2 separate regions of the Homo sapiens genome follow, and region 1 is linked to region 2. The links are chromatin loops, found by intact Hi-C in ENCODE. Cell type or tissue: PC-9. All regions are shown on one strand. Links, peaks and the distances in the headings refer to the core of each region. The heading gives the core; the rest is flanking DNA.

Region 1 (2,927 bases), core at 115-2,614, 53 kb before region 2:
CATGCCCAGCTAATTTTTCTATTTTTAGTAGAGATGGGGTTTCTCCATGTTGGCCAGGCTGCTCTTGAACTCCTGACCTTGTGATCCACCCACCTCAGCCTCCCAAAGTGCTGGGATTACAGGCATGAGCCACCGCGCCCGGCCCTAGGGGAGCTTTTTGAATGATAGGTTTATTATGTAGTATCTCTTAGGCTTTTGGGTGCGGTCTGTTTGAAAAGAGATCCTACTGCTAAAATAAACGGAAAGAACTGCTGTAGAACATGTTAGTTTATTATGAGTCTCTTAATAACTTCAGAGTTTTACTGATGGTTTATAAGAACTTAGTATTTCTACTTTGTTTTTATAGTAGTAGTCTAAAATTCTACTGGATTTCTTCCTCCTTCCCATCTTACCAACAACATATAGACGTCGAAAAAAGTTATTTTTTTCTCCTAGATGTGACTGCAAAATAATTGTACTTGCAAAAAATAAGAAGGTTTTTACTTATAAAACAAACTTTACATTTTAACAAAACTGTTTAAAAAACTTTCCGGAATGTTTTATAGTATTGCCTCACCTTTAATTCCATCTAAGCATATTCATTCCCATGAGTATATCTGTAAATTATAAGTATACTATTACCCTTTATTCCTTATATTATGAAACCAAGGGTCAAAGAGACTATAAAACTAGAACCCAGCTCTCCTGACTTACTGACCAGTAAACTCCCTAGACAAAACTATGCTTCCTTAGTGCGAATAAGTACAATTTTAATACTTATGTTTAGTAGGAGTCATAAGTTCCTAATATATATTGCAGTGTACTTAATTTACAAGTTCCTAATGTATATTACAATTTACTTAAAAATGAAAATGCTAGTGTCTGTTGGAGATGAGGATAGAAGTACGAAGATGGCACTATAACATGGTGGTGTGAACTCTGGAGTTAGACAGACTTTGGTTTGTATCTCATTTCTGCCACTTAACTGTGTGACCTTAGGCAAGTTACATAACCTCTTCAAGCCTGAGACTCCTTTTGTACAAAAGGGATGTACTGATAGTATCAGCCTCACAGTTAGCATTATGTGAGCATTACATGCATTTGTAAAGCACTTAGTCACAGTGCTTATATAAATGAAAGAGTGATTCTTGGATAGCTTCCAGCCTTGTTGGAATCACATAGCAGGGCAAACTTTTTCTCTAAAGGAGTAGACAATAAATATTTTAGGATTTGCCAGCCACTTCCTTATAGTTATTTCCATGTTAACATGTTCCATGTTAAGGACTTGACAGTTATACCATTTAGACTTGTTAATTTTTTTCTTAATGATAGTTTCTTAATTTTATGGTGAATCATCTAAACCAGTTTTGGAACTAAGTCCTGTTGGAGCTATATAATTTTAAACTAATTCAAGTTTCCATTATACTAGGAATACCTAGAACTAACATGATTGCTCTTGTCCTTCCCAATGGATGATGGTAATACTGATAAGGACTCTTGGTAACCCCGAAGACGGGGTGAATCCATATCCCTTTATTATACACGTAAGCTTTAGTTTTGTAAGTATGGTCAAAATTATCAGATTCCATGTTACGTTAATATCCTTGCTAGGAAGTAAACTGTATAAGGTAAATTGTTGGTTAGAAAACATTTACTTTTCTCTTTCAGTTGAGGCTAAGACGTCTGAAGCCAGGCCCTTTAATGATTCTACTCATGCTGAGCCCTTGAATGATTCTACTCACATTTCTTTGCAAGAAGAAAACCAGTCTTCTGTCAGTCATTGTGTCCCTGATGTTTCTACAATTACTGAAGAAGGCTTATTTAGCCAAAAGAGTTTCCTTGTTTTGGGTTTTAGTAATGAAAATGAATCTAACATCGCAAACATCATAAAAGAAAATGCTGGGAAAATCATGTCCCTTCTGAGCAGAACTGTTGCGGATTATGCTGTGGTTCCTCTGCTGGGGTGTGAAGTGGAAGCCACTGTGGGAGAAGTTGTTACAAATACATGGCTGGTAAGACAACACTAGTGGTTGAAATAAAGTATCGAAGGATATCTGAATGCCAAGAAGGTTAATGTTTATTTCTTAGACAGTTCAGTTACAGTAAATCAATGCTTGGACTTGAACACTCTTGATTTTGCTTTTAGCAAGGGAAATTCAAAATTAAATGTGCAAGCTTCTTGGCCTAATCCCGATACAGTAGAGATTACTGTTTCCCAGGGCCACAGCAGCAACATTCCTTCTTAGGAGGTCACTCTAGGGTCATCTCATACTATTTGTCTTGTTTTCTCATAACCAAAGCATCACTGGTAATTTCACTGTTGATTTTTTTTTTTTTAACATTCCAAGAATTATGAGAAAAATAGTATAAACTAATACATTAGAAGGAATGAAATTTAAAGCAACATTCAGTAACTCTAATAATAGATCTTACCGATTTTAATAGCCTAATGTAATTAGTCGATGTATGTATATGTGTGTATGTATATATATACTCTAACATTATGATATGAAATGTATTGAGAATGAGCATACACAAGTTTGTATTAAAGTAAAATTTCTTCTTATCAAAACTAAATTATTGCTTCTGTACCTGAACCAGTGTTAACCACTGGTTGCTTATTTCAGGTTGGCTTTACTATTTCTTTTGTTTTTAAAAGGTTACTTGCATAGACTATCAGACTTTGTTTGATCCAAAGTCGAATCCTCTCTTCACACCAGTTCCAGTAATGACAGGAATGACTCCTTTAGAGGATTGTGTTATTTCATTTAGCCAGTGTGCTGGAGCAGAAAAAGAGTCTTTAACATTCCTAGCAAACCTCCTTGGAGCAAGGTATGTAATATTTTTAATGCACCTGTTGTATTGGTGTATCTTTTTATTTATTTTGACTTCTTGGAGAGCATTCAAATTAGAATTTGGTTGGGTGTCTTTATTATATTTATGAGTGT
Region 2 (2,927 bases), core at 307-2,806:
CTACTGCACTCCAGCCTGGGTGATGCTGTCTCAAAAACAACCACCAAAAAATCCCCCAAAAACTATGAGTCTTGGTGCTGAGCAACTGGTAGTCACATGCAGAAGAATGAAGCTGGAGCCCTAAGTCACAATAAAAAAAATTAAAATAGACCAAAGACCTAAATGAAAGAGCTAAAAACATAAAACTCTTAGAAGAAAATAGGCATAAATCTTTATGACTTGGGTTAGGCAATGTTTTCTTAGATATAACACCCAAGCACAAGCAACTAAAGAATAGAAAAGGTGGACTTCATCAAAATTGAAAATTTTGTACTCCAAAAGACACTTCTAAGAAAGGGAAAAATGGTAGGAGAAAATGTTTACAATTCATGTATCTGACAAAGAAGTAGCACCTGAAATTTAAAACACTTGCAACTCAACAATAAAATTATAAGTAAACCAATTTAGAAATTGGCAGAGGATTTGAATACACATTTTTCCAAAGACATACAGATGGCCAGTAAGCACATTTAAAGATGCTCAACATCACTAGTCATTATAGGAATGCAAAATAAAACCATAATGAGATACTTCACACCCACTCGGAAGACTAGAACCAATCTGAAACAAGTGATCACAAGGATATTGGAGAAACTGGAATCCTCTGACACTGCTGGTGGGAATAGTAATATATAATATGGTGAGGCTACTTTAGAAGAGTTTGGCAGTTCCTCAAAGTGATACAGCCTTTCATCTCTAAGTATATACCCAAGAGAATTGGAAATGTTGATACAAAAACTTGTACATGAAAGTTCATAGCAACATCATTCATAATAATGAAACAACCCCAATGTCCAACAGATGAATGTACAATTTAAACGTGGTATACCCATACAATTACCTATATTGTTTAGCAATAAAAACGAAGCACTGATACATGCTAAGCCTCAAAAACATGCTCAAAAACAAGTGTAGAAGCCAGTCTCTGAAAAACAAATTGTATAACCCTGTTTATATGAAATGACCAGAATGAGAAAATCTAGGCCGGGCACGGTGGCTCATGCAGCTGTAATCCCAGCACTTTGGGAGGCCAAAGCGGGTGGATCACCTGAGGTCTGGAGTTTGAGACCAGCCTGGCCAATATGGTGAAACCCCATCTCTATTAAAAATTCAAAAATTAGCCAGTCGTGGTGGTGGGTGCCTGTAATCCCAGCTACTCGGGGAGGCTGAGGCAGGAGAATCACTTGAATCCGGGAGGCGGAGGGTGCATTGAGCTGACAATGTGCCACTGCACTCCAGCCTGGGTGACAGCAAGACTGTCTCAAAAAAAAAAAAAAAAAAAAAACAGAAAAAAGAAACTAGAGACAATACAATAGTGGCTGCCTAGGACTGAGGAATTTGGGAGGAAAGAAGAAAATGATGACTAATAACAATAGAATTTCTTTTTGGGGTGATGAAAATGTTCAAGAATTTTAAGAGTGGTGATGGTTGCATAACTTTGAGAATATAAGAAATTCTTAAATTGTACACTTCAAAAGGTGACTTTTGGCCAGGTGTAGTGGCTCCCAAAGTGGCTGTAAAACATTCCAGCACTTTGGGACGCAGAGGAGGACTGCTTGAGACCAGGAAGCTTGAGAACAGCCTGGGCAACATAGCAAGACCCCATCTCTTAAAAAACAAAATAGTGCTTGGTAGCACACACATTAATCCCAGCTACTCAGCAGGCTGAAGCGGGAGGATTCCTTGATCCCAGGAGTTAAAGGCTGCAGGGGACTATGATTGCGCCACTGCACTCCAGCACAAGACCCTGTCTCTTTTTTTCTTTTTGAAAAGAGTGACTTTTATCTAAAAAGTTAAAACTATAGAAGAAATTAAAGCAGGGAAGACTGATAGAGTGTGAGTTTGTGTGTGTGTTCTATCTTAAATAAGGTTGTCAAAAAAAAAAAAGATCTCAATCAAGCACAAAGAATAATCAAATAGTAAATTGTTAACATTACATATTTAAACTCCACTACCAAAATGACTGAAATATACTTTTGCTAATTTAGAAATCGAGGGACTATAATCCAAACTAAATCCTGAAATTTAAAATTACTGTTTTTGAGAATTGTAAGATTAATCGAACAAAGCCTTAAATCCTTAGTCTATATAAAGATTTTAGATTCCTTTGCCATAGTTTAAGGTAACAAAATTTAATACAGCAACAAGGACAAATGTGTATTTCAAGTTTTCCAAAAATATTTGTCACAGCTTTGCAGCCACTTTCATGCGTGTTGTATTTTTTAAATTTTCTATTTCTTTTTTTACTGTCTTTGGTTTGCCTAAATCCTCATCGGTCTTTTTTATGCTTGAGTACTCTGTAAACACTTCTGAAACAGAAAGTACACTCCTGGCCAGGCCCGGTGGCTCACGCCTGTAATCCCAGCACTTTGGGAGGTCGAGGCAGGTGCAACACGAGGTCAGGAGTTCAAGACCAGCCTGGCCAACATGGTGAAACCCCGTCTCTACTAAAAATACAAAAGTTAGCTGGGTGTGGTGGTGCACGCCTGTAATCCCAGCTATTCAGGAGGCTGAGGCAGGAGAATCGCTTGAACCAGGGAGGCGGAGGTTGCAGTGAGCCAAGATCACATCACTGCACTCCAGCCTGGGCGACAGAGCAACTGTCTCAAAAAAAAAAAAAAGTACACCCCTGAGTTTAGAGCATCTTCACCTTCCCACAGCAAGAGAGGTGTGACCTCAACTCACCATTTTCAAAGACAGAATAAGGCTTTAAAATAACCATTACAGTCCAAAATCCATATATTTACTTTTTATTGAATTTGTTAATGTTACAGAATTCTTGCACTGCCAAACCATGCCTGAGAATTCAAACAAATGGTACAATGGACAGCCTCATCCACCCATCATACAGTATATTAAAACTTGATTCATTTATATTTTGATATTTT

What was found. A loop is a pair of places that touch in the nucleus more often than their neighbours do. Peaks named below come from ENCODE experiments on the same cell type or tissue, not always from the same donor. Only the 100,000 strongest peaks of a DNase experiment are listed, where the experiment ranks them.
Region 1: a loop joins it to region 2, with 3 times the contacts of the local background. A loop is called at or near these places in 7 of 110 quality-filtered maps.

What each region holds. Positions count from the first base shown.
Region 1 is chr3:133,643,084-133,646,010 of GRCh38, reverse strand. It overlaps TOPBP1 (DNA topoisomerase II binding protein 1), which reads left to right. Exons shown (of 28, transcript NM_007027.4): 11 at 1,648-1,991; 12 at 2,639-2,811. Among named protein-coding and RNA genes, the nearest start is that of TOPBP1, 17 kb to the left of the region's middle. In PC-9, for the core only: no CTCF peak of the experiment used is centred there; a DNase peak (open chromatin) is centred at 1,060; H3K27ac peaks cover 1,135 bases.
Region 2 is chr3:133,590,108-133,593,034 of GRCh38, reverse strand. CDV3 (CDV3 homolog) reads right to left here. Exons shown (of 5, transcript NM_017548.5): 5 at 2,774-2,927. Among named protein-coding and RNA genes, the nearest start is that of CDV3, 18 kb to the right of the region's middle. In PC-9, for the core only: no CTCF peak of the experiment used is centred there; a DNase peak (open chromatin) is centred at 1,424; H3K27ac peaks cover 730 bases.